Regions from separate parts of the Homo sapiens genome. Here region 2 is linked to region 1. The links are chromatin loops, found by intact Hi-C in ENCODE. Cell type or tissue: PC-9. All regions are shown on one strand. Links, peaks and the distances in the headings refer to the core of each region. The heading gives the core; the rest is flanking DNA. Region 1 overlaps KIRREL3 (kirre like nephrin family adhesion molecule 3). Region 2 overlaps KIRREL3 (kirre like nephrin family adhesion molecule 3).

Region 1 (5,389 bases), core at 93-5,092:
TTATTTCTGACATAAAGTGATCTTACCTTTAGGTAAGAGCATTTCACATTCTCTTATTCTCTTAACAGATCTGAACCTAGTCTTGAAATGGGTCACATAACCATTTGCAAATGTAAAAAAAATTCTTCACAAAGGTTCCAGTCTGTATATAGGCTTCATGACAGCAGGGCCTCATCTGCTCTCTTCGTGCAACCTCCCCCAGCCACAGAACAGTCTCCAGCACATAGTAGATGATGCATAATATTTGTTGAATGAAGGAGTGAATAAAATTCTAATCATATGTAAAACATATACAGCCTTTCACAGTGCTTCCACACCTAGTGATTAATAGCGTTCTAATGATACCCTGAATGAGTAGCAAAGGTAGGGTGATCCTTAGATTATTTATAAAGCAGATGAGCCCAGATATGGAATAACTTAAGATCTTATGGCTGGTCAGTGGTAAAACTGGAGTAGGTTTCAGATCACCTGAGTCTCAGAATGTGCTGTTTTCATATAGACCAGTGCTTCTGAAGGTTGAGTTAGGCATATATCAGAGTCACCCAAAGGATTTATTAAAACACAAATTGCTGAGCCCCATCCTCAAAGTGTCACTTCTGTAGGCCAAGGGTGGGCCGCCAGAATCTGCATTTTTAACACGTACCCAGGTGATGTCAGTACTGCCGGCCCTGGGACCACACTGTGAGGACAACTCAGAAAGGCCATAGTTTACGAACTGCAAAATGAAGGAATATGAGGGAGAGAGAAAGACACTTCTTAACATCCTCCGAGACTATGTTTAGGGTATCAAACTCAACTGATCGGTACAGAAAGCCAGGCTGTGTGATTTAACTGCAGAAGTCTTTGCTATCCCTTAAAAAGCAAACAAACAAAAAACCTGCTAATGTAGATCACGGGACAGGAAGTTCCAACCTGGGGATATTCTAACTTAGAATGAAGGTTAGCTGGAGTCTTTCTAAGTATGAATTTAGGTTTCGAAAAGAGATTTTGGAGCTGGATAAAGCATTAGTTACATGGTCCAAACTTCTCACATATGCACCTGCAGAAAGAAAGGGGTTAGAAGGGTGATGTGCCTAGTCCAGTGTCCCAGACTCTCTTCATGCCTGATTCTTCAGCTGTAAGGCATAATCAAAAGGGGACAGGATGTCCCCCAGCTTGGTTCTCCTACGACTGTTTCTGCGGGGACAGTTGGTCACCCTATACATGTAAATTCTTTTAACTTGTACACCAATGTTCATTGCAGCAGTATTCATAATAACCAAAAAGTAGAAGTCACCCACGTGTCTAACAGATGAATGCAAACACAAAATATGATATAGTCACACAATGGAATATCATTCAGCCATAAAAAGGAATAACATTCTGATACACAGTATGTTAAAGATTCACCTTGAAAATATTATGCTAAATCAAATGAACCAGACACAGAAGGATATATATTGTACGATTCCACTTATATGAAGTATTCAGAATAGGCAAATTCATAAAAATAAAAAATAGATTAAAGGTTATCAGGACTGAGACGGAAGGAAGTGGGAGTTATTGCTTAATGGGTACAGAATTTCTGTTTACAGTGATGAAAAAGTTCTGGAAATAAATAGTGGTGATGGTTGCACAACATTGTCAATATAGTTAATGCCACTAAACCGTATACTTAAAAGTGGTTAAAATGTCAAATTTCATGTTGTATATATTTTACCACAATAAAAAAATTAAAAAAAAACAAGGAAAAACCTGCAAACAACAAAAATCTTTCCAAACCACGTAGCACCTCCACACCTATCCTGCCTCTCTTAGAGCACTGCTCAGTTGTAGGCTGTGTGGGGAGTGAGTAATGATCACCTGGTGCAATCTGGTTTCTAGTATGAGTTGCTTCCACTCATACTAGAAACCATATATGTATACCACATACTAGAAACCATATACTAGAAACCACTCACACTAGAAACCAATAGTGAGGTGGTTGCCACTATTTCCATTGGCAACCAATACTTTTCTGCCACTCCACTCATTGTCTAACCTTAGGCATGGACTTTAGAATTGAGGTGGCGTTTCTGAAGAACGAGATGGTAAAAACAGTGGCATTTCTGTTCCCTCCTCCACCCCAGTTGCACGCTTTGGTAATTGTTGAACTCGATTTCACTTGGTGTGTGATGACACATCTTACAGTGATGGAGCAGAATTTAGATGCTGTGACTCATCTCTCCAAGCTGGGTTTCCATAAGACTCCACACTGATCTCTGGCATGTTTACTGCTGCCTGGGAAACTGGTTTTGTGCATTCTCAGAAATACGAGATTGGCCCATAATGATATGCATGCCTCTCAGAGGGAAGACAGAGACTCACGGTATGGCAGTTGAAGGACACACGACTTGAGGGAGATGGATGTTACTGAGGCAAAAGAAATGTTCATTGCCTACTCGCTCATCATGGTGCTTCCCTCCCATGTGTGTGTCCATTTGGGCCTCAGCAACATCCCCAGATGCTGGGCAGATCCAGTGAATTGCAAGTAAGCAAATAAACATGATTTAATAGTAGATGAGAAGACTTTGCCACACCATGGTACCTCCCCCTGCATTTATTTTGGCAATTTGGTGCCGAATATTTACGACAGTGCTTTAGACCATCCAGGTAGTTTTAGCGTAAGGAGTGAAGTCTTTGTAAACTAAGCTGCTTGTTCCTCTGACAGGGTGATAAGCAAGCTTGTGGTGGAGGGCAGTTACCGGATTTTAATTAACTAGCTGAATTATTACGTTTTTGCATAAACATTCTTCACCATCATCCACTCATGACATAGGTTAGGTACATTTACACAGAGAACTAAAATGATACATTCTCTGCCTCCTAGGAGTTTATAATCTAAGAAAGGGATTGCAAATACATAGAAAGGCTATTCCATTCTTCATCTCTGTGACATGGCAGACATTACTAATCAAGGATAGTTCCCCTTTTCAAAATCTTTTCCTGCATTGGATGCCAGGCAGCCATTGTAATCAATTGCAGGGTGTGCAAGGCCTTCCTGATGTCTGCATGTTATAAAGAATGGGGAGCTAGCTGCCAAGACATTCCTATGACACCAGATGGGGAATGTATTGTTACATGTATTTTAACAATGTAACAATATTGCATAGACCCAAGGAAATATGATTTTATAACGTCATATGTTATAACATCATATGTTATAAGATATGTATTGTTACATCATATTATATTATTATTTGTATTATATATATGTATATATGTATTATTATGTGTATTAATACTATATTATATATAATATGATGTATTGCTACAGACCCAAGGAGATATGATTTTTTAACATCAACTTAGGTTTTCATACCTTTCAAGTGATAAATACATGCATAATTTGTAGAATTAAGGCATAGTGCTTTTGTGGGTTTCGATAAGCCTGACTTCTCAGTGTGGATGCTCCCATGTTGTGGATGAGATTGAGCGCTGTGGTAGGTGCAGCCATCACTAATGTCTTTGCCCCTAAGACAGGAGCAAGCTGGGCCCCTTGGTTAAACACTGATTACAGCCACATACTCTCCTCACTTCCTCCTTTCTGTAGTTCCAGTTGAGTAATTAAAATCACTTCTGTTAAAGTAGCATGGTTGGCTCAACAAGCCAAGGGCAAGTTTACGGATCTGGAGGATGGAAACTACTTTAAACCTTGGTAGTTCTGGCTGCAGTGAGGAATAACAATTAGAATAATTGATAACCAGGTCCTTGATGTCCAGTCACCACCCAAGGCCTGCAACACATCAGAGACAAGCCTGATTCTCTGGCTGGAGTAGATAACAGAGCTGGGGTTGGGCTATTCTGGTTGCTTAAGCTGCAGTGGCCAAGGACATGCTTCACTTTGGTGACACCAGTTGTGCAGAAGCTCTTGAACTCACACAGTTGAGGTCTTTGTGGTCTGGGAGAGAAACCCTTTCCCTGATATGTGCACAGTAAGCATGGGGCTAAATAGGTGTGCATGACTTTCAGATTACATGCAAAGAAGTTTTAGAGGTTAAGAGTTCCAAAGAGGACAGACAGGATTTGCTGGAGCAGGCCTGGGGTAATACAGAATATTCCAGTAACAATAGTGTAACTGCACTACTACAGTATTAAGAGTAACAATATTGTTACTAAACAATAGGAGGATACTACTAAGCAGTAACAATGCTACTGCTAATTGTGTGCCATTTATTGAACAATGACTACATACCTGATATGATGCTAAATGTGTTTATAATGATAGCATTTAATTTTATCATTTAACTATATCATGTAATCTTCATATCAACCCCATGACGTACTTGTCACTTGTCATTCTTCTTATTGTACAGATGAAAGTTTTCAAAGATGAAGTAATTTTCCCAAAGTCAAACAGACAGGGAGTGGCTTGGTTAAGAATCTGCCCCCAAAACTCATGCTGCTCACTTCCATATATTATTGCTCTTGCACAATCTGATATGCTCTCCCATGGCTGACTCCATAAATGCCTCTTTTGTCTATATCACCATAAGATGCATCTTTAGATCCCAAGAAATCTATCGATTAGACAAAGATAAATGCTCAGCACCATAATCATGCTATCAAATCATTGAACCGATGAACGAAAGGTGGAGTTAAATCTCCCTCAATGTGAAGATCCCCACTGCACTGTGGAATTTAGTCCATTTGATCTGGATTTGGGATTCCAGTTAAAGAAATCTTCATGTGAAGAGATACTACTGCTGCTCACTGTTTCTTGCCAGGTGGTGTCAGTGCTCTGTTTGCCTAAAGGATAAATTCAGACATTTGATTTTCTGCCCATAGCATCCTATTTTTCCTGATCTTACTTGGCTATTCCTCAGGATATGTTTTAAGACAGATATGTTCTTTGATCTCATTTTAAACTTCCTCTTTGGTCTCTCTACTTTCTCCCTGTCTTACAGACCCCTGGGCAATCACTTTTTTCCCCAACCAGCTCAGACTCCATGGTCCATCACTTCAACCTTGTAGTTACATCCTCGTCCTAACATCGTACCTTCCTAGAAAACCCCGCGCCTAGGTCACTTTACAATTGGCCTTCTCTGCCTGATTCCAGGATGCTGAGAGCTGCTAGACAAAATTACCTCAACACTCAGATTGGCCCCCGTGATGGTTAATGTTAGGTGTCAACTTGACTGAATTATGCGATACCCAGATAGCTGGTAGAGCATTATTTCTGGGTGTGTCTGTGTGAGTGTTTCAGGAAGAGACTGGCACTTGCATCTCTCTCGCCCCCTGTGGGCACAGACCATCAAATCAGCTAAAGGCCTGGATAGAACCACAAGGCAGGGGAAGGGCACATTCTCTCTCCCTCTCCCCTGGAGGTGGGGCACCCTTCTTCTCCTGCCCTTGGATGTCAGCACTCTAG
Region 2 (5,389 bases), core at 184-5,183, 84 kb before region 1:
CTTAAGTCAGTCTCTCTGTCTCTCTCTATCTCTCTCTCTTTCTCTCTCTCTCTCTCTTTACCCAACCACTTTTCTTTTGAATAGCCATCCCAGACATCAGGTAAACCTTGCCCTGACTGAAAGCATTCTTTGAACCACTTTCTTCAAGCAAATAGGTACATTTAATTCTAAGAGGACCAAGACACCTTAGAAGCAATACATGGAAACCTCCTTAATTGACTCAGCAATTGCAGAATGAGTCCCTGAGTGACTTTTACCCCAAATTTAGAAGTTGGAAAGGGGTCACTTACAACAGAAAATATGTATTTTCTAGTTTTTTTTTGAAGTATACTTGGCCTATAGTATTTCCTGAGGGGATCCTAATGCCTTTCTATTAAAGCATGAACCCGAAGTTGTAAATTTAGAGAAACAATTTGAGGTGAGGGTTTGACATAACAGATGGCCAAGGGACTAATGACAAGATCATACTCTTGGCTGAGCATTTGGAATGTCTCATTATTTGTAAAACATTGTTTAGAAATTGCCTTCCTGGCATAGAACTGGTTGACACACAGATATTAATGCATCTAACCCTCTAAACTGTACAGATAATGTGCTTCTTAAGTCTTTATATTTAATTGGCTTTATACTACTTAAATATTGGAAACTGAAAAATTCAATGTTATTTCCTTATCAAGTATTTCTGCCTTTACACTTTTAAGATGAGGAAAATGAGCCACATGTCCCAGATTCCACAACAAGAGGGAGTCCAAATGGGACAATAGGGTCAAGTTATTCTCACAGTTGACAGCACATAAGGATGATCCTAGGTGCACACACTGTGTGAACAGACATTCCTCCCTTTGGCTCAGTGCTGGGTTAAACGTGCACACTGAGCGTCTACTAGTGTAAGGCCAAGGGGTCAATGCATGTTTGCTTTGAAAGTGAATCGCTCACAATGATTACACGCCAGGGAGATAAATGTGATGGAGGAAATAAACAAACATGTGAAAGTTATAATAGCTTTAAAATAAACCTGTTCCTAGAAGGAGACCCCTGGAAATGCTTGTACATAAAGGCAACCTCCTCCCTTTCCCAGAGCTGAGACTATCGTGAGGAAAGCTTGAAGCGGGACTGTATTTGAAGACAGCAGGTTCCTTGCATGTTCAAAACCACTCAGAGCTAGTGCTCTGTATCTCATTATGGCAGAGCCAGATCGCGAGATAAGCTTGTGCTGCCACAATATTACTGTTGCAAATGTGTGGTCCTGAAGGGTCTTCTTTGGAAGGGCTCTGCTCTCAGAAATGGCCTTGGACTTGCACGCTGGGAATGTTTTCATGAGCGGACATAGATTTTGAAAGGGTCAGTGTGGCTCAGGAGGCAGCAACTGGAGAAATAGAAAACCTACTCCTTTTTGGTCTGGACGCCTTTCTTGTGCTTCGATTCTTCAAGGATCTAACAGTGTTTGTTTCGTGTTTCTGTTTGGTGTGCAGACGGCATATTCCCTTTAACATGGATTTGTTCGAGTAGACTTCACTATGGTGCACAGATCAAGCTATGTTAAAATAACGTTAAAGGTCTGCACTGAAGCAATCTGAAGCAGAGAATTCCGCGTTTCAGGCTGCCACACCACCTTTAAATCAACGGAATGTGTCCGTGTGCGGCTGTCCATAGACTCTTCTCACTGCTGTTATCCTCATAATAGGATCATTCAGGTTCTCTTATCTGGTCTCCTAGATGCTTGTCTCCAACTATTTCAAACAGAAGTGATTTGTTACCCAGCACCACCCTACTTCCTGCAAGAGGCACAAGGATGAAGCAAGCTTGCTCTAATGGGGACCCAGTTTTCCCTGTCCTCAGTTAAGTATTTTATTTACAGAGCTAATGAGCCCTTAGAAGCATGAAATAGGCACACCCACACATTACAAAAAGGCACACACAAGTGCAAGTTAAAATAATTTATAGTAGACTGGATTCACTGGTGGCTCTGAGACCAGTTTGCCCACTGCAGGTCTGCGCAGCCAGATGCAACCCTGTTGACAGAGATGAATTTGATCACCTCCACCTGCACACCTTTTGCTGTATTAGCCAAGTGTGTGTTTCTTTATCCACTCATCTGTGGCTCCCACTTAACTGGCACCCTTTGAATATCAGCAGCCCTCCCTTTGGAGAGCCAGGGAATGGGAGTCACAAAAGTGTTTCCTCATGCTGAAACATGAAAATTGGAATTTCTTTATGAAGACAGTTGGTGATGTGCTAATATGTACAATGAATGTATGGCCTCACACCTTTAGCCCCCGAGTGCTGCATGTCTCCAGGTAGGCAGACAGGCTGCAGACACACACAGCTCCCTGCTGCTGTTCAACAAATGCTGATTTCAAATCACACATTGCCCATCTTCCTGAGGGTCACATTTCTCTTTGCTCATTGTTTTTGCAGGTCTGATTAAGTCCTATATTCCTGAAAATGAGGTTCAGCCTATATCTGACTCCAGATTTATGAGGGAGAATTAACACCCTGCTGCTTCCTAAAGCTTTATTCCCTTGCAAGTCTACGTTTTGTTTCAGCCTTTGGAGTTGACCACCTTTTCTTGCAACTTCTGTTGCTCTCAGCGTCCCTGTCTCCAAATGCATTGACCCAAATGTACCAGTGCTTGGGAGAAAGTTTGTCTTCTATTCATTTAAGATTCTTTTTCTACTTTATAATTATGTACCAGGAATAGCCTAAATATCACCAAAATGTAACCTACTGCAATACATAAAGAAATTTAAGTTGCAGTTTGAGGTTCGCCTCTAGTTCCTGGAGGCACTTTTTAGTGCTTTCTGATCCCAGCACATTATCTCTGTTTTGCAAGCTGGGAGGTGAGGTTGTCATAGGTCATTTGGCCCAGAATTTGGGTGGGCCTTTGATTTCTTTCCAGGGCTTACTTTCCACACAACTGCAGCCACCAGAATGAGTCAGAGCTAGGCTGAAACTATTAATCGGTATCGTGGTTAACATCTTATCCAATTTGGGCCTAAGAGAAAAGCCTGACTCACAGATAAAATGTGGAAGTTATTTGCCTTTTCAGAAGCCCCAAGAATCCTTTCTATCAGACTGGCTCCCGGCAGGAAAGAGAAAAAACTGATGACATTGGCGATCATCTCATCTGCTCACTATTGAGGAAAAATTAGAAATCAGATCACTCAAGAGCACTGTGAATGCCGTGACAAAAAATTATTTTGAGATGCGATTGGTTTGAAATTCTGACGTCTAAGAGTCTTGCCCTATCTGATTTGTAAAGAAGAGAATTCTCAGAACAGGAGTCTCAGCAACATCCTTGAAGGCCTTCCTCACCGGCGCACCTCATGCTGGACTGCATAGAATGGCACTGCCAAAGCACTCTCATCTGTGCAGCTGGCCCTGCGGCCCTGGCCTGTGCCACCATTCCAGACACACAAGGAATGCACCACAGCTGGCACATAATTAGAAGCTCACAGCAAACAAATCATTGCTTTTTTGTCAGTGTTCCTCCTACTGACCATGCTCAGAGCGTGGCAGCTCCACCCACGTGCCAACAAACACAGGACAACAAACAGATATAGGGGGAAACAACCCAGGTGCCTCCAGTTGTGTGTTTTGCAGTGGTTTCCCTGCCACTTCCCTACTTTCCAGAACATAATTTTGTTTGAAATTTTCTGTTTCTACCATCGTGGAGTTTCCCAGTGAAAGGCCTGTGATTAATCCTCAGTGAGTTGAATTCTCCTGAAGACTTATATTTAATAATGACACCCCATGCAGAAAACAATTCAAAACAAAGAAGAGCTGCTTTAGGCTCTATACCTCCCAGGGCTTGGGAATAATTGTCTCCTATAAACATCACTGACATGCCCAAGAAGGTATGTGGCACTTGCTCAGGTTTAAGAAGGTTCTTTGACCCCTTGTGGATGCTAAGGTATAGCCAAGGAATAAATAGGCTGGTAGAAACTTTAACAATGAGTGATGTCCTGAACTTGAATGTAGGAAAAGAATTACATTAAAACAAACCATAAGTCAGCCAGAAAAGAAAAGCAGAGCAGCCAGAAAGATTGAAGCTCCTTGCAAATCCAAAGATGGACTTCCCTATCAAATTTTAAACAAACACAACTAAAATTTATGAAATGCCCACTACGTGTTTGATCCTATATGTGCTGAGTATTGGAGGCAGAATGAGAATTTTGATGTGGTCCCTAGCCCCAAGGAATTTATAATATCATCAGTGTGAACAGAGGCATGGACAAAGTGCTATGGGGGCTCAGAGGGGGACACAGATTCTACATGAAGGAGTGTACCTAGGAGATGGGTATTGAAGTGTGGTGTTGTAAAGAATATAATCCCCTAAAGAGGTCTGGCTTTTGCCAGTACCTTTGCTAGTGTCTCTAGTGCCTTCCTTTGCCTAGGGGATTTGGTTCACACTTGGATAGTCTAGTAATGCGATTTAGGGTGGGGGCTTTGGCTCTCGAGGCACCAGTGCACTAGAGACTGAGATCAACCATATGGGCAATCAATCAATCAAGCTTGCCTCTGTAGTGGGGCCCCAGTAACAACTCTGAACACGGAGGTTCAGGTAAGCTGCCCCGTCTTTGACGATACTTGGTATGAATTGTTACACATTGATACCAGGAAAGTAACATGTCCTGACTCCAGGGGAAGAAGATGGACAAAGCTCTGCATTCTGTACTTCTCCAGATGCTTTCCTGTGTTCTTCTTCCTGTAGCTTATTTTAATCATTTCCCCACAATAAACCTTAACGGTGCAAACAATAGTTTTCAGTCAGTTCTGTGAGTACTTCTCAAAAATTATGAAACCTGACAGTGGCTTGGGGACCCTTTTGCCCTTGCAGTTGATGTCAGAAGTAATGTGGTCTCTTGAGAGACCTATTCATTCTGATGGTTCAGTTGGCATAACTCACACAAAGATGCCACAGGAAAACTACTCAATCTGATACCTTTAAGGTTCCTCCCTGATATAAATCCTGACTCCAATGAAGCCTTGATAAACAGCCTTTGTGCCCTTACCAGGATTCTAAAGTATATGATAAGGGTCTGAGCCAAGCCAATATACGGAAGATGAACAGAGTGCCTGAACTTAAACTAAACAGTTCAAAACATCTTTACTGTATTGACAATCTGGTTAAAGGTGCCTACCTGGGACTCCTAGAGGATAAAGTTCTTTTTCTTTATCTTATTTACCAAATGAAACAATGTGGTAGCAAGAAAGCCAACTTTCTGTTGTGCATATGACTTGTGGAGAGAAGAGAAAATGTTGAGAATTTTTTCCTTAACTCCTCATTGCAGAATGAGTCAATAAAAGAGTTATCATCTCCTAGTGCACAAGGTGGACGTTATCCAGGGGGATGAAGCATGCAAGTGTTGCATGGTGAGATTTGACA

The links. Hi-C counts contacts between places; a loop is a spot of excess contacts. Peaks named below come from ENCODE experiments on the same cell type or tissue, not always from the same donor. Only the 100,000 strongest peaks of a DNase experiment are listed, where the experiment ranks them.
Region 2: it touches region 1 in a loop (15-fold over the local background); 1 of 110 quality-filtered maps calls a loop at or near these places.

Annotation. Positions count from the first base shown.
Region 1 is chr11:126,915,776-126,921,164 of GRCh38, forward strand. All of the region lies in intron 1 of KIRREL3 (kirre like nephrin family adhesion molecule 3), which reads right to left. All of the region lies in intron 2 of LOC105369559 (a long non-coding RNA gene), which reads right to left. Among named protein-coding and RNA genes, the nearest start is that of KIRREL3-AS2, 22 kb to the right of the region's middle. RefSeq lists an enhancer at 1,989-2,038. In PC-9, for the core only: no CTCF peak of the experiment used is centred there; a DNase peak (open chromatin) is centred at 2,186.
Region 2 is chr11:126,831,396-126,836,784 of GRCh38, forward strand. The region is part of intron 1 of KIRREL3 (kirre like nephrin family adhesion molecule 3); the gene reads right to left. Among named protein-coding and RNA genes, the nearest start is that of KIRREL3-AS2, 110 kb to the right of the region's middle. In PC-9, for the core only: no CTCF peak of the experiment used is centred there; no DNase peak of the experiment used is centred there; H3K27me3 peaks cover 1,692 bases.